2 separate regions of the Homo sapiens genome follow, and region 2 is linked to region 1. The links are chromatin loops, found by intact Hi-C in ENCODE. Cell type or tissue: dorsolateral prefrontal cortex. All regions are shown on one strand. Links, peaks and the distances in the headings refer to the core of each region. The heading gives the core; the rest is flanking DNA.

Evidence for each region. Peaks named below come from ENCODE experiments on the same cell type or tissue, not always from the same donor. Only the 100,000 strongest peaks of a DNase experiment are listed, where the experiment ranks them.
Region 2: it touches region 1 in a loop (2.4-fold over the local background); 10 of 110 quality-filtered maps call a loop at or near these places.

What each region holds. Positions count from the first base shown.
Region 1 is chr15:74,616,958-74,628,639 of GRCh38, reverse strand. It overlaps CLK3 (CDC like kinase 3), which reads right to left. Exons shown (of 13, transcript NM_001130028.2): 2 at 9,292-9,443; 3 at 8,415-8,631; 4 at 6,424-6,520; 5 at 6,080-6,146; 6 at 3,622-3,738; 7 at 2,672-2,838; 8 at 1,194-1,288; 9 at 972-1,101; 10 at 588-670; 11 at 1-36. The coding sequence starts at 9,443. Among named protein-coding and RNA genes, the nearest start is that of CLK3, 7.0 kb to the right of the region's middle. RefSeq lists enhancers at 7,071-7,120, 11,439-11,682. In dorsolateral prefrontal cortex, for the core only: CTCF peaks have their summits at 7,153 and 7,363 (motif pointing left); DNase peaks (open chromatin) are centred at 6,539 and 7,329; H3K4me3 peaks cover 815 bases; H3K27ac peaks cover 1,473 bases.
Region 2 is chr15:74,827,529-74,839,210 of GRCh38, reverse strand. CPLX3 (complexin 3) reads right to left here. Exons shown (of 3, transcript NM_001030005.3): 2 at 11,090-11,177; 3 at 7,409-9,081. The coding sequence ends at 8,857. ULK3 (unc-51 like kinase 3) reads left to right here. Exons shown (of 16, transcript NM_001099436.4): 9 at 161-201; 10 at 466-568; 11 at 707-771; 12 at 867-945; 13 at 1,019-1,059; 14 at 1,413-1,460; 15 at 1,776-1,842; 16 at 1,967-3,093. The coding sequence ends at 1,983. It overlaps LOC105370897 (a long non-coding RNA gene), which reads right to left and starts at 11,079. Exons shown (of 2, transcript XR_932478.1): 1 at 10,323-11,079; 2 at 9,510-10,093. RefSeq lists a silencer at 2,169-2,745 and an enhancer at 3,345-3,414. In dorsolateral prefrontal cortex, for the core only: CTCF peaks have their summits at 3,784 (motif pointing right) and 8,147; DNase peaks (open chromatin) are centred at 3,740, 5,303 and 8,130; H3K27ac peaks cover 1,408 bases.

The DNA.
Region 1 (11,682 bases), core at 2,429-10,428:
CTCCATCATCACCAGGTGCTCTCGGTTTTCGTGGGTCTGTGGAAGATTAGGGACAGTGCAAGGGGGTCAGTACTAGCTCTGGCCCCTTCAAGGAGAAAAAGGAACAAGAAAGATGGGCAAGTGCCCTCACTGCCCCAGGACATGCAAACCTACCAATGAAGCGGCAGCCCCAGCTTCTCCTGCCAGCCTGTGCCTAGGCTCCTCAGCCCTTGTGGGTGGAGGTGGACTGGGCTGTGACTACATTTCTCTCTGGTTAGCTCTTCACTCCCTGCCCAGAACATGCCCTGTCCCAGCCCATCCCGATGCCTTTAGTCATCTGTGCCCCTTATCTAGAAGGTCAGGTCACCTCCTACCCCATCCTCCATCCTCGATGGCCTAGCATAAGACTCCTCTGAGTGTTCCAGCTACCCTGACCTCTGCCTTCCCTTTAGCATCTACATCCTTAAAGGGTCTGAATCTCACATGATGATTAGTGGGAGGAGGAAGACACCTGTCTTCTCATCCATGTGGGGCTTCCCACCCCAGTGGCCTGCAGCCTATCACAGTAGCAGTACTCAGGGTAGGGGACCAATGCAGGGTGGCTGTACCTGGAAGAGTGTGAAGCCCCGGTAGTACTCAAAGAGAATGCAGCCAATGCTCCAGACGTCACAGGGCTGTGCCCAGCCCAGCTCTGCAAGCCAAGATGGGGAGAGGCTGTGAGATCCGGCCTTATGCTTCCAGCCTGGAAGTCACAAGGCAGCCACCACACCGGCTGGCAGGACTCTTGCCCAAATCCCAGTACGAGGCCCTCTCTCAGTAAGGCTGACAGATAAAGCCAGGTCAGTCACCTGTGTCTCATGACACTGGCCCCTTGGTCTGAGAAACTCTGCCTGCCCTGGGTGGCAGAGAATGACAGGCATGCCACTGCCTCTGCTCATACCCTCCCAACAACAGTCCAGTATGACAAGGTCACAGGCCATACAGTCACTCACCAAGGATCACCTCAGGCGGGCGATAGTGACGGGTGGCCACAATGGTGGTGTGGTGCTCATGGTCAAATGTGGCACTGCCAAAGTCAGCCACTCGGATGCTGGTGTTCTTCACTGACTTCTCCTCACAGCTCTGAAAGGCAAGGCAGGCCTGCCAGGTCAGGAGTCTGCACCAGCGGGTAACCCACCCCTGAAACAGGGCCTCACCCTTACCCCCACCAATACCTTGTGCTCATTGTAGAGGGTTTCAAACTCAGAATTCACAAACAGGATGTTCTCTGGTTTCAAGTCTGTATGGGTCAGCTGATTCTCATGCAGAACTAAGGTAGCAGGGAAAGAAGGGGAAGTAGGCACTGAGAAGCTGGCTCTCCTGCCAGCTCTAGGCCAGACCCCTCTTCCAATGCCAGCAACTGCCAGAGGTCCTCACACCCCCACCTCAGCAGGGAGCTGGACTACAGCCTGCCTCTGTGCTGGCCTCCCTCTCAAGGGTTCTCTGTACTTGAGGCCTTGGAGGGTTCTGATACTTTAGCAGGGGGGTAGGAAAGAAATTTGCCATTCGAAAAACCTCCCTCCACCTCTCCTCTGCAGAGACCAGGCCTCCTCACCTGTCTCTCAGCAGAGCTACAGCAACAGCCTCGAGGTGGTTCCCTCTTCCCTGCACCAGCTACATAATTTGCAGGGCCCTTTGCAAAATGAAAATGCAGGTCCCCTGTTCAAGTTACTAAGAATATTAAGGTGGTGGCAAAAGGACATTAAATCAAGCACAGGGTCCTGTGCGACTGAGTGCACAGGTCGCATACCCAGGAAGACAGCCCCGCCTCTCATTGCTAGTCATAAGCAGGCAAGCCTTTCCCCTCCAGCCCCTTCTGACAGTGGCTTCTTGCTAGTAGTCACTTTTCAGCTCAAGGATCCCATCTGGCACTCAAGACCCTCACAACTATGTGGCCCACCACTCCCCAGTGGCAGTCTACTCCACTGGAGCCAATTCTCAGCCCGTTAACAGGCTCCAGGCCTCACCAAGCTGTTCCCCTTGCTTGGAATCCTTGTCCCTGTCCCATCTTGCAGATCCTGTGGGAGGAGGAAGACACCTGTCTTCTCATCCATGTGGGGCTTCCCACCCCAGTGGCCTGCAGCCTATCACAGTAGCAGTGCTCAGGGTAGGGGAGCGATGCGGGGTGACCTTGAGCGATTCTAGCTCAACGCCTACCAACTTCACCAAGGAGCCTTTCTGTACTGCTGCAACCATTGCAAATCCTACTGCGCTGAGCCCTGGCACTGCCAAATAATGCTTTTCCAGGCTGGCAGGGAGATGACAAGTCAGGGTTAGACCGAGGGTCTCCATGTGGGCAGGACCTGTGGTGCTATCTGTCAGGTCAGGCTTCTACCTTTTTATCCCATGCATGAAGCAGGGAGGCAGGGTTGGTGGTTAGGCCAATTCCAGAGCAGTTCGTTTCTGTTTTCTTCCTGAGTGCCTGGGGGTAGAGAGGCTGGTCCAGGAGGTCCCTGGAGGGAGCCCTAGCCTTTCCATCCTCACACTGAGATTCCCACCCAAAGACAGGCCTTTCCGCCAAAGGGGATCTGGTGTCCCTCAGGCCCAGGAGAATGGTTAGTAACGTGCTGGAATGAATGGGGACAACAAGTAACCAGATGACTTGGCTGCAGGCATGTGGCTGCCCATGCTTCTTTTGAGGGTGGACACTTACATCTAAGGGCGTGGCAGAGCTGGTAGGCCATGTGCCGGACATGTGGTAGGGGGTAAGGCTGGAAGTTATTCTCCTTCAGGAACTCAAAGGTGTTCTTGCCCAGGAGCTCAAAGGCGATGCACATGTGACCGTGGAAGTTGAACCAGTCAGACATCAAGACACACAGGCTGGAGGAGGAGGATGGGCAGGGCTCAGGCTGTGTGCTGGGGGCCTGCCTCACCCCCTCTCTCAGATGAAGACAGTTCCCAACTCTCTCCTAGGCCACCGGGTCACACACCAGAATGCAGATACACACAGTGCAAGAGAAATCAGAGCAAGAGCACCTCTCCCCACCAGCCATCACCCAATACCCAGATGAGCTCTGGGCAAGGACTAAGCTTCCTGCGGGGGGTAGGGGAGATGTCCACGGTTCTGGTCCAAGCCCTCCGAGCTTCCCTACTTATGATATGGAAGCAGCCCTGCCTCAGAGTTGCTGAGGGAGAGATGGAAAGTGCTAGTGCACTCCGCAGGACTGGTGCTGCTTTTCTCCACTTGCTCACTCTGCTGAGCTTCGTGAGGGTCTGTGCTGGATTCACCCATCTGCCCAGGCTCAGCACAGTGCGTGGAGGAGAGTGCTCAGTGTGTCTGCCACAGAAAGGCCCTCCTTTGGGTATCTCCTACTATGTGAGAGCCCCAACTTCATGTTTTTATCTTGTTTTATGCCCAGCATAACCCAGTGAGCTCCCCAATTCACAAAACGCAGGGCTGGGAGGCCTTCCTCAGGACACAGAGACAGCTGGGGTGAAGACTGGACTGCAGTCTAAAGGCTTCCAGCAAGACCTTTGCCACACTCCCCTGGTTCTGAGTGTGGGGAGAAGGCACAGTGCGGATGGGTGAAGGCACACTACTAAGCCCCTGGGGGTCCAGCAGCCCCACTGAAGGCTTCCCTCCCACTCCTTGCAGATACTCACAACTTGTTTTCTTTGTCCTTCTCCTTGATTTTTTTGAGCACGTTGATTTCTAGCCGGGCAGCCTCCCGGTACTTGCCCACGTTGCGGATGATCTTCAGGGCAACCTGAGACTTCCCTCTGGTACCCGGGAAGGAAACAGAGGTTCTCATCAGCAGCTGCCCAGTCCTTCCCCAACCCTCCACCCCAACCCAGCAACTCCCAACAAACACCACTCCAGGAGCAGCCGGCACTGAAGAGAGCAGATACTGGATGCCCAGCCTGCCCCATGCAACACCAGACCTTTGCCCACCCAACAGCAAGCTCCCTGAGATCTGTGAGTTAATGCTCTTAGCATCCTTGCCATCCTTAGGCTTTTATGTTCTCAGCCACTGCCAGCTCCCAAAGGAGTGTGGGAGAGTAGAGGCCAATCCTGCTTAACCAGTGCCAGTCCAAGAGCTCACACAGTGACCTAACCTATAGGCCAGGCAGCCCCAACCCTGGCCAGGCTGTCCCACCGAGAACCCTCCTGCGGCGCCTCTTGACCTTCCTGAGCTTGTCTGCAAGTCTGAGCAAACAGGGATGGGGGTTCCAGGATCGAGTAAAGATCTGGCAAGAGGTAGGGGTACCAGCAAGGGTACCTCTCACTGTGAGGCCCAGGGCCACTCCCTTTACCACACCCCTCTCCAGCCGCACCTACCTGCCACAGTGTTTATCAGTGACCACAAAATGCCAGGAACCCTTCTTAAGTGTCCAAAGAAGGTTTTAACAGTCCCTGCTCTGTGCCTCCCACCCCCAACCTCACCCCAGGAGGCCATCTGCAGGGAGCCAGCAGAGAAGGAAACCTGCTGAGGCTCAACTGCCAGGCCCTGTCAGGAAAGGACAGCTAGAATTCAGATGCCCAGTGGGGAACGAGACAGTCCTAGCCTGGAAGGGCGTGTCCTCTGAGGCCTCAGGGAGGCTGACTGTGGTGCCTAAGGCTCACAGGCCCAGGATAAAGGGACCTTCTAGAGAATCCCCTGCTTTTTTCTCCCTACCTATTTTCCCAGATTCTCAGGGCAGGAAGGGACCTCAGGGGAAAGGCCATGCACTCCGGCCTCCTCCTAAAACAGGGTCCCTCCGTGGCATTCCAGTCCTCAGCACAGGGAGCTCATCACTTCCAAGGCAGCCCCTGTCAGAGTTGCACTGCTCTTAGAATAAGACCCTGCCTTTCGCTGAGCTGAATTCTGCCTCTGCATGACAACCCCCACTGGCCCTGGCTCCCTTTGAGTCCCGTAAAGTTTCCCTGGACCCTCCACCTGCCCCCTAGTGACTCCAGAGGCTCATTTTCCCTCCAGCTCCTGAGAGAGGAGCAGCCCAGAATGCCTACATGCATCCCGGCTGTTGAGTCTGCCATGTCTCCACCTGGCCACGGTGTGGTTGTGCATGTCCCTCCACCCACTGGTCCCAACCCTAACCTCTTGGGCCACGCTGAGTCGTACAGGCATTTACATAGGAACTTGGAGCAAATGGACACTTCCTCTCAGTCTATCTCGTGGCCACAGGAAAGGCTGGACGCCTGGGTCTGAATGACCTGAACACCCCATTTAATGTAGGAGCACTACAGCGCAGTGGTGGCCAGCTCTGCTGTTAACTGGAGTATGATGCAGGCAAACCCTGAGCATGTTTATTCATCTCTGAAATAGCGAGAGGGCCACATATGGGTGGCATGTGGCTCCAATGAGGACACAAGCACTTTGTAGCTGAAGTGCCAAACCAACTAGAGAGCCTATGGCAGGGTGGCAACTGGCTCCCTGGAGGTGGCCTCCCCAACCCAGACCTATAGGAGAGGAAGCAAATGTTCTAGTCTTGTGGAATGGTAAGGGGAAAAAACTATTGTACTGTTGGGCTTGGGAGAGAGTGAGGTGCAGCATGACACACACAGGTATACCCCACTCTCCCAGGCACACTCAGCGGAGACCACACACTACCCTAGTCACACTGAAGAAGGCAGCAGCCTGCTTGGTGAGAAAGCCCAGGGTCATGTTTCTCTCGACTGAGATCTGCACAGCCTCTCAGGCAGACCCTCAGGGAATGGGACTTATGCTTGGGCTGGGCTTATTGGTACTCCTAGCCCCTTGCTAAGCCAAGAACCTAAAAGTTATCACAGGAAGCAGCTCCAAGCCACAGGGGAGCCGGGGCCTTGGCCCTGTTCTGATATCCACCACCACAGCCCTGGAGAAGTGAAGAGATTGGAGCAGAACCTTTCACTGACCAACAATTCTTGGGTAGGGATGCCACATAACTGCAGGACCCAAGAATTTCTCCCTTATTACAGGGGGTCAGCAAAACCCCAACATGGACAGGTCGGAACCCTACTTTGATGCCACCCTTCAAAAAGAAAAAAGTTAAGCTCTGATAGCTGCCACCCTCAAGAACCTCAGGCCAGCTCTTCCCAGGAAGATCACATCCGGAGCCAGCTGTACTGCCGCAGCTCGCTCACCTGGCATGGTCCAAGCACTCCACCACCTTGCCAAAGGTGCCTTCACCCAGGTTCCCCACAATCTCATCTAGGAGAGAAAAGAAATTGGGCATGAGAATCTGGAGGGCAGGGGGTTGGCAGCTCCTGCAAGTTCACAGCATTCAAATTCTCAAAAACAAAAAAGGTTTCTCTCTCACTGCTACACTCTTAAAAATGGAAGTTGCTAGTGTCTGTGTCATTCAGGCAATTACTGGTGGCCCCGCTAAGGCACCACGCGCACTAGAGGCCCCTCCAGGCAGGAGAGGTCTCGTCTAACAAGGGGGGTAGAAAGTAGAGAGGTAAAGTTTTACGAAAGGTGGCTGTACATCGCTCTTGGAGCCAATCGCCGATCCGGCACACCAGGTGACCCTCCTTGTCATCTTCCACACTCCGGCTGCTGCGCTTACTGCTCTGTTGGCTTCTCTGCATGCACCGCCCCCCGAAACGCCATCCGACCAATCGCATGGTAGGCGGTTCCGATTGACAGATTGAGGTGTCAGTCAAAGGCAGAGGTGGAGACGGTGAGGAGCCGGTGGGTTGGTTGGTTGGATTTTCCAGATCCCAGCATTTCATAAGGCACACAGCATATATAACGATAGGGATATTGCAAGGGACACGTCAAGACACAAACTGACTTCAAAAACAGAAAAGTAAAAACAGCTACAGGTATGTAAAGAAAACTCGGACATTATCTTTAAGAGGAGCGCCACAAACGCTCAGGAAGATGACCTGCCTCTGCTGCTGAGGGCCACGCTGTGAGGAGAGCCATCGCCCCGACTCCCTCCTCCTCCTCCTCCGAGTCTCTCCCTCCCAGACCCTCCCATGTGGCTTTGGGCCAGAGCGGAAGATGCAGTGAGAACGGCGGCGCAAGAAGGCAGCTGGCCCCGCCTGGGTCCAACCATCCAGACTGGTCAGCGGCTGCTCCGGCTTCAGCTGCAGAATGCCCAGCCTGTCCTTGCCTGCCTCTGTTCGCCCACGCAGACTTGCACATGCCTGACAGCTGCCACTCACAGCCAAGCTGCTACCTGCCTCCAGACGGCATCCTTGGCCAGATTTCACCATCACTACCAGAAACAGCCTTCCGTCAGCAGCCCTCCTGCCACCAGCCTCAAGAAGGAAAGCAGCCTGGGATCCTCTGGGCCAGTCGACTGCCAGGCTTCCTACCACAATGGCCCACACAGGCCCCATGCCAGCTCCTGCCCTGGCCTTGGCACCCATGCTGCTCACAATCTAGGCCCATCCCAAGCCTCACGACGATCGATAGAGGGCACCAAACAGAGAAACAGAGCCAGACCTGCACTGCCATCCTGTGGCAGCATGTGGCAGTGTGCAAAGAGGTGAAAGGGCCACGCTGCAATCGCCCGCACAGTCAACCCTCAACCTGTAGCCACTCAAAGAAGTCACAGAAAGCGCTGGGCAGAGAAGACACCTGGCCTCTCCACTGCTCCTCAGGGGCCTCAAGGCCGGCAGGAGGGAGGCAGGGAAGAGGGATGGGGGAGAAGAGAAGACCGCACGTAACCTCGGAAATACACAACTGGCTTTGCTTCCCCAGGGGACTGAGCGCAATGTGGGCTCCAGAGACCTTACAACCCTCCATGCTAGGAATACTGGCCAGGCCCTGCTCTGGGCATGTGGCCTGCAACTGGACGAGGCCTGGGGCGGCAGCCTTTCTGCCATTTCTTCACATGCCCCATCACACAGGCACCTGCCCCTCCTCACCGCGACTGCCCCTCGTAAAGAGGCTCGGCTGGAGAGGGCCTGGCTGGAGATCAGAAGGGAAGTTCCCAGTCTGAGCTGGCTGACAGGCAAATCCTCCGGTCCTGTGAGGCACTCCAGACTGGGGGCCTTTGGGAAGGGGTGTGCAGATGAGACGCAGAGGTGGGTGCAGTCCACATCAGAGCACTCAGTTACACGAGGAGGCAGTCTCTGGGTGGGAAGGACCAGGCCATATAGCTGCAGACCACCATACCAGCCACTCTACTAGGATCCCTAAGAAGTGTCCTAAGAAGTGTCCCCAGCCACTTGCACCACGTGGCCTTTGTCTGGAGCACTGTGTAGACATAGACAGGCCAGGGGCCAGCCAGCATCGGAGCCAGAGTTCCTACAGTTGCCACTGGAAAGAGCCAGAAGACACAGAGGCCAGGACCCTGTGATCAGCCCTACACCTGGACCAGACAACACATACACACACACATGCACGCACACCAGTGCACGTGCACAGGGCTGGCAGTACTCACCCGGACCAGCCAGCCTGAGAGAAGGCTAGGAAGAGATGAGGCCTTTAAGCCCCAGCCAGCACACTCTGGCTACCACTCACCGAGGAGGCGCTGCTACAAGACCTGGTGCGGCGTTTGTGGCAGTGGTGGGCATGCTTGCGGGTCCGGTATGGCCCCCTCTCCCGCGATCGCCGACGATGACGAGAACGTGAAGGTCCATAGTAGTCCTCTCCAAAGGATGGGCTCCGCTCTTCACACCGGTATGTATCGCTGTCACGGCGCTCCCGGTACCTCCTCTGGTAGGGCAGGCGGTCATGGCTGCCAAAAGGGGGATGGGGACGCTGGTCAGCTGGGTCCTTGCTGTTAGCAAGCAAGAGACCTGTGGTAAGGCCACTGTAAAGGGCTAAAGGGGGACAGCCTGTGCTAAAAGCATCCACACTGGTGGGAAGTGGGCAGAGAGGGGAGGGTGCAAAGGTACTAAGCCCGCCCTCCAGAGCCCTGTCCAACGACAGCATCCTCCAGCTGTAGGAGGAGGGGTACAGGGGAAGGGGAGTATGGTAGAGTGCCTCCAAGGGTTCTATACCCTTCCAGAGTTCCCTGTGGCCTGCTGCAACTCTAAGTTTGACCTGGGAGCTAAGATAGGCCCAGGGAGCAAACTTTCCAGGGGTGAGGTTATGTTCCTAATCCTCACCAAGGAAGGCTTAGGAGGTTAAGCGGAAAGATGCTGGCCTAGAAAATGGGGGAATGTGTGGGGAGAAGAAAAGGCACTCCAAGACAGAGAAAGAGTGGGCGGCAAGGATGGTAGCTACTGCTGAGGCCAAGGCATGCAGGTGAGGTTAGTGGAGGAGCCCAAAGAGGACAGGGCAGGGATCCAGGGACAGCTGGGCAGGGATGGAGTCATCTCAAGGAGTCTGGAGCTGCCACAGCTGAGCCCAGCTGACAGAAGGAGTCTTTCCCTCCTATCTAGTTCCCTCTCACCTTCTGGACCGAGATCTTCGTGGGGGAGGCTCCCTTCGGGACGGGTATCGCAGTCTCCCTTCATGTTCCCGACTGTAGGACCTCCTCCTCTTCCATCGGTAGCTCAGGTACGGGTCTGGTTCAGGGGAGCGGTATCGCTTACAGTGATGCATCTAGGCCACGAGGAACAGAGAGCCCTGCTAAACACACAGCCAGCCACCTCCAGCCATGGGGCTGCTGGGGCTTCCCGGTTGCTCCTGAAGAGGCCCATTGTTCTGTTTGAAGGCGGCCCCTCCCAGAGGTTTATGAAGTGAAGAAGAACTCTGAGGTCACACTGGTCAAACAGCAGACAATAGGAAACAACTTTCTCTGCCAGTGAACAAACAAACAGCTCCCAGCAGAGCATCACTAGCCTGGTGGCCTGGGTGCTCAGGGAACTGGGTGAGCCAGGGCCAGGGGCTGAGGCAGTAACCCTGGGTGGGGACGGTGAACACTACCACAGGGAGATCAAAGGCAGGAGAAAGGGGAGCCTCCTGCACTCTATTCCCTCCCGCCCGGGGGGGCGGTCCCGTGAAGTGAATGCTCTGTAAAGCCAAAGGCCAGGCAAAGGGCTGTACACAGGAGGCGAGGGCTCAAAGCCCTCAAGTTTGAGAAGCTGAACGCTGTCTGGCTAGGGCCCTGAACTGGACCCCACTCAAGGGAGTAAGGACCACAAGTGAGCATGAGGAGCCACAAGAGACTAGAAGAGCAGCCCTTGGAGAAAGAGGCACACAGGCCTCACAAACATTCCATAGCCCTCCTGAGGGTCAACCCAAGGGGACGTGGACCCAGCGCATCTAACTTTCTTTCCAGAGGCCCATTTAGCACCCTTTTAGACCCCCACAGTGCCCTGCCAGGTGCCTTGCCTTTATCCAACAGTACCGTTACTGTCCCTTCTTCTAGCTCTCTGGCTCTAGTATCCTACCCTCCGCCTATCCCAGGATAGCCAGAGGGTTAGCCATCTGGCAGGTAAAAGAGCCCCACCTCACTATCCCTGTTCAGTGAGGACTTATATCCACCAAATGAAATTGCCAGGCTGGATCTGCCACCAGCGGAGAAAGCTGGCCATGTGAGGCCAGCAACCTGCTCCACCCATACGTCAATCCCTGACTGCCTCCATGGAGCCAGCCTTCTTCCCAACACTCACACTTGGCCACAGCCAACCTCCAGTCATGGTCAGTCCTGAGCTTGCCTGGCCAAGCACATTTTGTACAAACCCACTGAGGCTGCCCCATCTCACCAGCAGGGTCTGTCAGGAGAAAAGCAGCATAGAACAGCTCCCCATGCTTGAGCAGGACAGTGAGGCCTATGTGACCAAACCCCTGGGAGCCTCTCCGTGTCCCTAAGAAAGCCCTCCATCTCCCCACTAACTTGTCTTCCCCCGTGTACCTGGGAAGTCTTTGGAGATAAATATTTTGTGAAATCACCTCCCCAAAAGCTTAGATTTGTTGTTTTGGTAATCAGCTGACTAATATTTCACTGTTTTCCTGCAATTACTCTGGGTCAGGTGCCCAAGCTATGGAATGAAAGCAGGAACTCACACCCCACTAATTGACCCAGAAGATGCTCTATTGGCCAGGGCACATGTCGTGCCACAAGGCAAGTATGGTCCTGCCCATCCTCACTGGGCAGACAAACACCAGAGCTGGAGGACACAGTCACAGTCACACCACGCCAAAGACTACCTCCTGGGACCTAGAAGATTCTTATGTCCATACATATTCACATCAATGGAAAACAAAATTTCAGAGTCATATAGATGTCAATCTGAATCATGGCTTGCCACTTCTAGCTGTGTGCCTTTGAACAAATTATTACACTACTCTGACCGTCAGCTTCATCTTGCAACAAGGGAATAGTAATCTCTTACAAGGTTCTGTGAGGATTAAATATCTCTCTCCTATAAGTGAAATGCCTAGCACAGCTTTGTGCCCACAGAGGTACTAGTGGCAGCTTTTCATGAACATCTGAAAGTTCCAGGTAACACTTCAGGGCTGTGTTAAATGCCTTACAGACATTTTATAAGTCCCTTCCAAGGAAACTGGGAGGCAAGAGCTCTGGCAGAAAACTAAACTAAATCCTAGTGCTGTCACATACCAGCCTCATGACCTTAGACAAGTCACTCTAGGCCTTGGTTAGCATGCCTGGAAAATGGAGATAACATCTCTCAGCCTGGCAAAAGAGATGACAAGCATGAGAGTTATAAGGTACCACACACAAAGCAATAACAGAGAAGAGTATCCTTCCTTTAACACATTCTAGGCAAGTAAAATATTGGAAATAGCAGATATCATCCTCCCAGCCAGGGCTCTAGGGCCCATTTCTCAATTATCTCTGATTCTCGAAAACCTCAGCAAACAGCTTGTTTAAAAA
Region 2 (11,682 bases), core at 363-8,362, 210 kb before region 1:
GGCTGCAGTAGGTGGATTCCAGAAGTTCTCTATCTAGAATTTTGTAGGCGATAAAGCAGAGCGTAAACCTGGAATATTGTGTTTTGAGGGATTCCAGAGGGTTCGTTGTGGGGCAGGGAGGGGTTCGCCCAGACTCCTCATATGACCTCACTTTCTGCAGATGAAGTGGATGCCCAGCGGAAGGAGGCAATTAAGGCAAAGGTGGGTGAGAGTCCCCATGAGGAAGTGGGGGGGCAGGGGGTAAGGCCCGGAGATCTCGGGGGCCTCTGGGGAATGGCTCTCTTAGAATTGGAACTTCCTCTCCTGCAACACAGAGCTGGGAATGGGTCAGGCCAGCCACATTTGCCCCCTGACATGTTTATAGCTTGAGGCAGTCACTAACAATGCAAAGGGAGAACTTGGAGGTGGGTTCTGGCAAGGGTAGCTGGTGAGACAGCCCCTCCTCAGGCCCTTTCCCTGCTACAGGTGGGGCAGTACGTGTCCCGGGCTGAGGAGCTCAAGGCCATCGTCTCCTCTTCCAATCAGGCCCTGCTGAGGCAGGGGACCTCTGCCCGAGACCTGCTCAGAGGTAGACTCCGGTTTCTGGCTGACCCCAGGGCCCCCAGCAAACCTCCCCACAGCCTGAGGGGGAGGCGGGTGGGGAGAGGCATCCTGCAGCGAACAGGCAGGTTGCTTCCCTCACCCTGAGCCTTTCCCCTCATCTCAGAGATGGCCCGGGACAAGCCACGCCTCCTAGCTGCCCTGGAAGTGGCTTCAGCTGCCATGGCCAAGGTTTGTGCCAGTGGGAGGGGTCCAGGTGGGTCGGGGCAGGGCAGGGAGATACCCAGGCCATGACCCTAAGCAGCCTGGTGTCCTTGTGGCTGCAGGAGGAGGCCGCCGGCGGGGAGCAGGATGCCCTGGACCTGTACCAGCACAGCCTGGGGGAGCTACTGCTGTTGCTGGCAGGTGAGGGCCCCCATTTATGCCCCCCACAGGGCCTCTGGCCACCCTGTCCTCACCACACACCCTCTCTTTACAGCGGAGCCCCCGGGCCGGAGGCGGGAGCTGCTTCACACTGAGGTGCCCACTGAGCTTGAGAGGGTTGGGGGGCTTCCTCTTCCCCTTTCTCTGCTCTTACCTGTGGGGACCTCTTTGGGTTCCCTCTGGAATGTCCCACTGTCAGGGTGTTCCAAGTCTGGAAGTCAAACCATAGGGCTGGGGTGCTCAGACAGGGCAGTGGGGGATCTGGGAACCCAGCAGCAAAAAGTCTGGGAAGGCTTCCTGGAGGAAGGAGCAGATAAGGGACTCAGGAGGCAAGTTGTTCTGATGGGGCAGAGGGTTCTGGAGAGCATCAGGGGTGAGGAGGAGTTCCCTTTGAAACCCCACCCCCCGCCACTCTCCCCCACACCCAAGGGCATATCTTTCCTTGGCAGGTTCAGAACCTCATGGCCCGAGCTGAATACTTGAAGGAGCAGGTCAAGGTGGGCACATGGGGGCCACGCTGGGGCTAGGGTCTGTGGGTTCTGTTGCTCTCTGCTTGTGGCTGTCGTCCCCCCCTGCTGGTGTATGTCTGCTCTCTCGCCTCCTCTGCAGGCCTCCCTGTCCCTGTATCTGCCCTTCACTCTCTCTCTTGCTCGGCACTGCGCTGTGGCTCGTGTCCCCGTCCTTCACTCTCTCACTTGCTCGGCACTGCGCTGTGGCTCGTGTCCCCGTCCTTCACTCTCTCACTTGCTCGGCACTGCGCTGTGGCTCGTGTGTCTGCCTCTCATCCCTTGTGCTGCCTTCACATCCCACAGATGAGGGAATCTCGCTGGGAAGCTGACACCCTGGACAAAGAGGGACTGTCGGAATCTGTTCGTAGCTGTGAGTCCTGCCCTGGGGTCGATCCTCCATCCAAGGAGGGGTGAGGGCTGGGGGCCCTGGGTTCTGCCTCCCTTACCAAAGACCTGAGACTGACCCTCCCCCATTGTCCCCCTCACCCCCGTAGCTTGCACCCTTCAGTGACCCTAGAAGAATGATTGGACAGATGTGAGCCATCTGGAGCAGAGGGGCACTAACCCAGGCTGACGCCAAGAATGAAGTGGCCCACTGCAGCCCTGGCGAGCAGGCTTCTTGGATGGACAGTGCTGAGACCCCCATATCCCAGAGTCCCCAGCCTCCCTCAGGTTACTCTGCACCCCACAGATGGTTTGATGGCTGTGCTGTATACTGGAGGGGAGGGCAGGACTCTGGGAGAACAGCACTTCTTTCATGAGACCTTTGTTACTCGGTGGTTACTGGGTCCTGTGCCTGTCCGTTTTGGGGCATGCAGCCCTCTATCATTTTTGGCTCCGAGAAGAGGGCAAGGGGCCCCCGCAGGGTACTTCTGTGCTTGCCCTCGCCCTGCCAGCAGGCAGCTGTGCCCCTGGCCTGCCCTTCCCGGGACCCCTTATTCCAACTCAGCTCCTCTTTGCACTGGAATGGGGCACTCCAACACCCCTCAGGGACCACCCTCCCCACAGTATGCACTCAGCCCCACAGAACCCACCAGTCTTTCTGGGAACTCACACCTGCCCGCCATCTTGGTACTTTAGGTTAATCCCTCAAGCATGAAAGCTGGATCTTTTGGGGTTTAAGAAGCCCAAGCCTTGTTCCTGCCCTGGCCTAGGGAGCACTCAGGAGGGTTCCTTGGTCCTCATCTCTCCCACCTCCGTTCCCTCTGGGCCCCACACTAGCCACAGCGCGGGCCTTGTGCTGGAGTTTGAGCCTGGGACAGGGAGAGGGAGGCTTGGAGACAGTCTGACCCAGTGCCCTCTAGGCCACCCACTTCTAGGCCTGCCCTGCCGCCGTGGAGCCCTGGGCAAGCTCTTTCCCCTTTCTGGGCCTGGGTCTCCCCATCTCTTCAATGGGGCTGATACCTTCACAGCCCACAGCATGGGCACTTATGAGGACAAAGTGAATTTAACCTGGAAAAGAATGTATTTGAGAGTTTCTTTTAAATAATCAGCGGGTGTTGGTGATTTGTAGCCCTTCTGCCCTTAAATGCTTCCTTGGGCAAGAGCTGTCTGTCCTCCCTGCAGGAGGCTGAGTGTAAAGAGTATCATTCATTGTTTCTCTATTAAATTATTTTCTCTATTTGCGCGTCTCTTCTTGCCTTAAGAACGACAGGAGAGGTGGCCGCTGCCCACAGGCTGGGGCAAGAAGGACTGCAGCAAAAGCTGCGGAAGCTGAGGTAGGGCCGGAGAGGTCGCGAGATGGAGGGGAATGCTGAGAATGATAGCCACATCTGCCCTCAGCCCCCAGAGATCCAGGAGAAGGGCTGACCAGGGTCATTGCTGCCCACACCCAGGCGACCGGTGGGGAGAGGAGCACAGGCCTGGGAGCTGGGAAGGCTCAGCTCCAGGAGTGCAATCTTCCACCATGCTCTGCCCTCCACACCGCACACTGTCTCACCCCAGACAGGATCTCTTGGCTTCCTTCCCTCCCTTACCCTGGGCCACTGAGGGAGCAGTGAGCTGGACTGGAGGAAAGGGCATGTTTTGAGGTATCATGCTCACACCCAGCCCCCAGGGTCTCCATTTCCAGCAGGCTCTGTACCCTGGCCTTCCCCCAACCCCACGTACACCCCAGGTGTCAATCTGATCAGCACTTGTTGGGAGTAGGAGGGGAGCACATCCCCTGGCAGCCAGCAGGGGAGCAGTTCCTTAGACTTACCCATGCCCCCGGGTTGCTCAGTCATCCCAGGGTTTCCCATACCTGGATGGGAACAGACCCTGGGAACTATTCTCCCTGAAGCCCCTGGCCTGGCCATCGGGGGGCAGTGTGGAGCAGTGTCCCAGAGGGCAGGAGGAACTGCTAGAATTCTGGCTCTGCTACTTGGCCTTGAAGTTTAGGATCCATCGATGAGCCTATTTCTTCATAGAATGAGGTTGAGGATAAGGGCCCCATGTGTAATGAGATGTTGCACATGGGCATGGCATACAGTAAGAATACAATAAAATGTGACTTTCAGATCTAAGGAGAGAAAGGTACTTCAGATTATCTCTGGAAATGGGCCAGACAAAAAAGCCTCAATATATAAAGTGAGGGAACAGGAGGGGAATGAATGGACCTGGTTGAGTGGATGAATTGAGAAGATGGGAGGGGCTGGGTGCGGTGGCTCACACCTGTAATCCCAGCACTTTGGGAGGCCAAGGCGGGTGGATCACGAGGTCAGGAGATGGAGACCAGCCTGGCCAACATGGTGAGACCCCATCTCTACTGAAAATATAAAAATTAGCCGGGCGTGGTGGTGGGCGCGTGTAGTCCCAGCTACTCGGAAGGCTGAGGCAGGAGAATCACTTGAACCTGGGAGGCGGAGGTTGCAGTGAGCCAAGATCGGGCCACTGCATTCCAGCCTGGTGACAGCGAGACTCTGTCTTAAAAAAAAAAAAAAAAAGAAGATGGGAGGAAGAGTGGAAATGAAAGACGAGATGGAAGACTAGAGAGAATTGAAGGGCAATAGAGAAAGGGTTGGCCCATCGACTCCAGTTGCTTATTTGTGATCACTATATTGGCTGGCTGAGAACAGAGGCCTGAAGTTCTTAGGCAGGTAGGTGTGGAGAGCAGTGGGCCCCCACAGGGAGGATTCAGTACTCGAAAGGCCTGGGGACTGAGGCTGCTGGAGGAGCCCCTGGGAAGGGGCCCTTCTTGAATAAAACATCTAGATGGTCTCTAGGTTGGTCCTGTGTCCAAGCCGCCTGCCAAGCAGGGAGGCAGCGCAGTCCGGAGGCTGGGGCGAGGGGGGCAGGGCTTGCTTCTAACGGCAGAGGCCTGTAGGAAATGCGCAGATCCACTTTCTAAAGGTCATGTTTTCCTTCAGAGGAGGCAGAGTTGTTTTTGCCTCTCACTTTCAACACTCTGTAGGTGCCCAAAGCAGGATGGCTACCTCCTAGCAACGTTCAGGGGACTGCCCTGTCCTCCTACCTCCATCCCAGTCACCCAAGCACAGAGCCAGCCCTGGGCCAAGCTGGGGGAAGCACCCAAGCCTTCTCCCACGGGGCCAGCCCTGGAAGATGCAGATGGGCCTCAGAAGCAGATAGAGGGACCCAGGTGTCCAGCTGGCCCTTCTTTACCCTCTTTACCTGGGATGTGGGAAAGGACATAGGACCTTTGTTCCTGCGGAAGGTCATCTAGAAGGGCTTTTGTCCCCAGAGGCCGGGTTGCTGTCCCAGCCCTCCCTGAAAGGGCAATGGCCCAACACCGAGGCTGGGGCCCAAGGGAAGGAGCACACCAATGACAGCTTCCCCAGAGGAACTCATACTACACCTACACACAGCAGATCCCACAGACACAAGACAGCCGTGTGCAGGCTCACAAACCCCCGCAGGCCCCACACACACGCTCATGAGCACACATGCAGGCGCAGCTCCTGCTGAATGAGGCTGAGGCTGCCTCAGTGCTGCTGCTGCTCCCCTGATCTCAAACCTCAAATGGCCTCTGGGGACAGCTCTGCCTGGCAGGCATTGGGTTGGAGGCATGGCAGTGGACCCTGTAACTACACCCCCAGCCCCACCTCAGGTCTGTGGGATAGAGGACAGAAGCTCCAGCCTCACGGCTGAGTGTCAGCTGGGTCAACAGGCAATGTCAGCAGCTCGGCTCAGCTAACAAGCATGTCCCAGGTGTCCTTAGCGCCTGCCTGGGGCCTCCGGTGTCTGAGGAGGAACCATCTGGCTGTTGAGGGAAGAGGAGATCCTCCATGCTGCAAACCCTGGTCACCCTCCCCAGTTCCTTCCTGGGGACCAGCTGGCCTTGGGAAAGTCACTTGTTCTCTTGGCACCCTCTTCCTGCTGGCAACTGGGCCTGAGCTGTCCGGGTGGGTAGAAGGTAGGAGCAGGGGACTGCAGGCTCCTTGGGCAGGGTTTCCCTGAAATCTGCATTGTGGAACCAGAGCCCCTGAGGGTGAAAGGTGGTGGGACAGGCAACCATCTCTGCCTCTTCCCTCCTGCTGAAGGGGTTTGGGGAAGTTGGAGGGGCTCTCTTAACTACCTTTTAACATTTCCTGTATGCTCAGACTGCCTGCAAGGGTATGAAGGAGAAAGGAAAGGGGAAAAGGAGGGAGGGAGGGAAGGAAGGAGCAGGCCTGAAACATCAGAGTCCTAACTACGGGGTACTAACGGGGTTCTAGGCAGAGGGTGAAATGGGAAGTTTTGGTGGCAAATGACTCTGTGGCCCTCACATCACACCAGGTGGGTGGACCAGTCACAGGACAAATATGTAAATATCCTAGTTAGACATTGGATTGTCTAAATAAGAGAGGGTGGGAACAGCTTGGGAAGAGAGTAGTAGTTGATGTATTCAGGGCTCGAGGGCTTGGGAGTTGGGGGGCAGGTGCAGAAGAGCTCCAGTTGGGCCAAGTCAGCCCCCAGCTGCGGGCAGATACAGGACAGGCACTGAGCCAGCAGAGCAGCAGGGCATGAGGGCACACAGGTGAGAGGGGTGCAGACTGACAGAGACCCAGATTGCAGGGCTGATGGGGAGGGGGAAGGAAGAAGGGAGGCCAGGCATGCCCAACAGAGCCAGGGACCCCTCAGCCTACCCTCATTGTCCATCTCTATCTGAGCCCCACAGCCTCCTCCACCCCATTCCAGGGATAGTGCAAACTGGTCAGGGCTTCTTGGAGTTCCGCTCCCAGGGTGAAGGGGAAACTAATGTGGGGGCTCACCCCTCTCCCGACCTTTAATCCAGGTTCCAACCAGCCTTGCTTTGACAGGGTTCAGCGAGTGCAAGTTCCCCAGCCCCCACTGCCCACCACCCCTGCCTCTCCTTCTCGGCCCTGCGAAGCACTGAGGGGGAAGGGGTCTGTCGAATCCCATTAGGCAGAAGGCCCCGGAGGGCGGAGTGCTGACGTGGGCCTTGCTGCTGATGCTGCGGAGGCAGCCCATGACCCCCCTACCCGGCTTGGGGCTCTGGCTTGGGTCTCCTCCAGCTCTGAGAAGGTCAGGAGGAGGCCCTGGCCTGGGGGCAGCCCAGGAGCAGCTCAGAGGCCCAGGCCCATTCCCTGGGGACACTCAGGAGAGTGAGACCAAGAGTGACAGCTTCAGCAGCAGACTCCAGGGCTGGGCCTGTGTCTCTCCCTGCCCTGTCTCCTCTCTTCCAGCCCCGCATGATCTCCTGTACAGGTTGTATATGCCTTGTTTTTATTTTACAAAGGAGACCTCATGGAAACTTTGCCCTTGAAACCCAATCCTCAGACAGCCGCTCCTGCCTGTGAACCTTGGCTGGCTTCCCTACAGGCCGGGCCCTGGACCTCGGGGTGGGGCACCTAGGGTTGGCCCCATAGCACCTTCCTCCTGCCCAGGCCCCTGGGGCGACCTGCTTGGGGAGCTTCCTGGCTGGTTTCTTAAACCTCCCCTGACCCCTGCCCCTCAGCCCCTGCCACAGGTGAGCGGGATGAGATCTGGGCTCTTCATTTTTTTAAAAGAATGAGTTACATTTATTGATATGGTTTGTCATATGCTTTATAAATGGTCACCCTTTGAAACATGTATTATTACTATTTGGGGGAGAGGGGGACTGTTCATTTTACAGGGGACAAGCAAGACAGGCTCAAGGAGGGAAAGGACAGGCTCAAAGTCATCACAGTGTGGGGCTGGAATGCAGTTGCCCTTCCTTCTTTCTTTTTGCACATCTTCCGTCTCTAGGGTGAGGAGGGGTGTAGGCACAGGCACCCAAGACAGCTGCGGTCCAGCCCCGGCCCCACCTGTGGTCTCAGTGACGCCCCAGAGGCCCCATCTTCCCCACATAATGAGGCTGCTCCATCCTCCTCAAAGCCCAGACCTATTTCATAAGCCCCAGACCCCACCTTCACCCAGGGCCCCAAGAGAACAGAGCTGGAGACACTTCTACTCCTAGCACTGGATGCCTTCTCCCCTCCTGTGAAGCTGTAGGTGGGGGGTGGAGGACACCCCTTTAAGGCAGGCTCGGGGGGCTATGAACTCCAAGACTCCTGGAAGCCAGTAAGAAGTGGGAAGGTAGGCACACCATTTGGGATTTTTATTTTTCACTGAGCTAAGAGAGGAGATTCCAGCTATGGAATCCAGAGAGCGTTCTACAGGAACAGAACAGAAATTGGCTGGGCCCTGGGCCCAGAGGAGGCCTGGAGCCGCTTACTGTTCAGTGCCAGCTTCATCCTTGGCACTCTGCCTCTCACACAGCATCGCTCCGGCTCCCAGAGCCCACAGTGGCAGCCGCTGGAGGCTGTGGCAGCAGCTGCTGCCCTGCCCAAGGAGGGATGTGGGCTTGGCTCTGACAGTTCAAGCCAGAAAGAGCCTTAGAAGTCATTCAGGACATTCCCATTTTACAGATGATGAAATAAGGCTCAGAGAGAGCAGGGGCTTTCAAGAACAATAAAGGTGGAGACTGGAACTCAGGCCTCCTGTCTGCTGAGGGTGTCTGCCCATGCTCTCTCTCAGAGTTTCTGAGTGGTGGTGTCTGGAGGGGCTGGACACGCAAGGGAGCTGGCCTCGTGTGTGTCTGTCTGTGCCGGGATGTATCTGTGGCTTCTGTCTCTGAACGTGCCAGGGGTTTTGTGTCCTGTGTGTGTCTCTCTGTGGGTGCTCCTGTGTGCAGGAACTTGGGGCCATGGCCAGAGAGGGATGGGCCTATTCCTACAATCTTGGGAGGCCTCCACAGGCTGAGCTGGTGGGGAGGGTCCTGAAGGGTAGAGTGAAGATGGGGACTTTACTCCCAGCGGAGAGGAAGAAACCAGAAGATAGGCTTGGGGCATGGATGGGAAAGGTCTTGGAACTAGGATGGGGCAAGGGAAACAAAGCCCCAAATGGAGTATGGGTCCCTGGAAGTTGACACACTCTTAGCCCTCATGGGGGCCCAGCCCAGTGGGTAACCCCGGGGAAGTGGTCACATGACGTGACACTTCTCAGCTGATTGCTTGAGATCCCCCAGTGTGGCCTGGGCCTTGTCCTTGAGTGAGCCCAGGTTCAAGCCAGGAAGGCTGGCCAGCTGCCCAAGGACTGAGGCCTTCTCCTCCTCCTCCTCTGTGTCCTCCTCGATCATCTTGGCCAGCTCCCGGGGCAGCTCCACGTCTCCACCTGCCATCTGGATCTGGCTCTCATCTGTCTCGTTCTGAAGGGAAGAGGGGAAGAGGGGGTGGGGTGGAGTGGAAGTCTGTGAGGACCCAGAGTTGAGAGGACAGGGAGGAGGCTTGGACTGGGTTCCAGGCCCCTAGATTCTATTTTTTCTTTTTTTTTTTTTTTGTAGAGACGAGGTCTCCCTATGTTGCCCACGCTGGTCTCAAACTCCTGGGCTCAAGTGATATGCCCACCTTGGCCTCCCAAAGTGCCGGGGGAATACAGGAATGAGCCACTGTGCCCGGCCCCTTAGATTCTTGAGCCCCATGTTCCAGTGAGCTCAGCTCCCACCCCCACATCCCAGGATCAAGCGTTTGATGCCTGGACATGGAGACCTTTTTATATTACCTTATTTCACTCTGAGATGCTGAAGGACCAGCACAGTGAGTAAAGACAAAATGAAAATACCTATGAGTCACACTGTTACAGTCAGCTAAGTCATGTTTTGACTCTTGTTATGCTTAAGGGTGTAACCAAAAATAGTGATGGGTACCATTTATCAAACATCTATTATATCTATTACATGGCAGACGTTGAGCTGGGTGCTTTTAATTCTCACAATAACCCTGTGAGGTAGGTAGGTATTGTTATTTCCACTTCACAAATAAGGAAATTGAGGCTTACAGGATTTAAGTAACTTACTTTAAATTTAAGTTACTTAACTAACTTAAGTAACTTAAGTAACTTAAATTATCCAAGATCACACAGGCAGGATGTTGGGGAGCTAGATTCAAACCTATGTCACTGATTCCAACATCTGTGTTTTTTTGCATGGCACCTACGATGACCATTGCCCTTCACTATTCTTCTGGGGGGCGCCTTATGTCCTACTCAGTTGCATCCAAGTCTTGGCTCTTCTGCTCAACTCTGACTTTGCTGATGGCAGGTGTCTCTTATATGCCTAGCGCAAGCATCTGAGGAATGATTTTATTCCTAGAAGAGTTTGCAGTGAGGCAGGCTTTCTGGACCGGTTTTTCCCCGTGACAGATTTCCAAAAGATTGGTGCCCTGTGGGGAGTCAGAAGCAGCTGGGGACTCAGTAAATATTTGTTGAATGAGTGAATGTGATGTTCATATATTTGGTCATTCAATTCAAGTGGAAGATCAAAATCAGGAGCGCTATAGCCCTGTGCTGTTTTCCCCTGAGTCCAGCACAGTTCTGGATGCACTAGGGTGATATTCTGGGAGAGATTTGTGCTTCATTCCCCTCCTTAGACAACAGGAGCAGCACACTTACACGCCCATCTGGTGGTGCACTGCCCAGGGGAGCGTGGGGGCAGGGATCTCCTGAGATATACTCTCTGGCTGCTTGGCCGGCCAAGGGGGTACTTGGCTCTCTACGGGCAGACTCCATACTCTGGAAAGCAGCCTGGGGCCCTGGAGCAAAGGCAGGCTCATATTCACCGGCTTGAGGGCTGGTCCCAGCTCCATGGCTCACTGGCTGTATGATCTTAGCCAAGTCCCTCCATTTCTCTTAGCCTCAGTTTCATCTTTTGTCGCTGTGGGTGATAGCTGCCTGGCAGCATTATTGGGGGTTAGATGAGGACATGAAGGTCAAGTACTTGGCACACACAGGGCTTCTCTCCCCCACCTTAAGTAAGTTCTGCCCTTCAGTAGGTTCAGAAACCCCCAGAACACTCACCTCTGCAGTCAAATCTACTGATTTCTGCCTCCCCTGTGTCTTCCTCTGCCCAGGCCTGGCCCAGGCTTGGTGGGGATATGGGGGGTGGAGGAGAGAAGAGGCCTAGATTGGCTCCAGAAATACAGACCTGTCAGTCTCATGAGGACTGGGGTCCCCTCAGCACAAAGCCCTGGCCCTTGGTGGGCACAGATTTAACTACGAGTGAGTGAATGAATAAAAGAACAAATGAATGAGAAGGAAGGATCTAACCAAATACCCTGTGAGTCTCATAGCTGAGGGCTGTGGTGCCCAGAATGGGGCGAAGGAGTCCAGAACCCAGAGCTCAGGGTCCCAGATGTGCCTCACAGCCGGGGCCAGCTTACCTTGGGTAGCCGGTATTTGTCTCGGAAGTGGCTCCGCAGTGTGGCCCGCTCTGCCTTCCTCTGTGTGAACTGTGCATCCCGCTCCATCCTGCAGGGTCACCGGAGGCAGAGTCACCACGAGGGCTGAGAGAAGGGGGTTGAGGTCTTCGAGGGAGGGACAGAAGGGGTCTCTGAGTCCTAGCAGCTGCTGCATTGGTCCCTGTGTGTAGCAAAAGCGCTCCAACCCGGACATCCAGGTTTCTGCTGCCTCTGCCCATCACAGTGCCCTTTGTCGTCTCTGCCACTGGATGGAACTAGGGAACCAGGGTGGCAGTCTGTCTGGCTCTCTCTGCAGATCCTAATTATTTGTCCCTCATGGCCTCCAACTTGGTCTGCTGTTCCCTCACTGACAAGCTATGTCATGTGGGGAAAAGTATTCAGGCCAAACTTGGGTTCACATCCCAGCTCCACTACCATTTTAGGTATATCCTTAGGTAAGTCACTTACCTTCCTCTTCTGTAAAATGGGGATAAAATTTTGCAACTCACAAAACTGTTATCAGGATTGAGCGAAATAATAGCTATCATTTATGAGACTTTATCATGTGCCAGGTG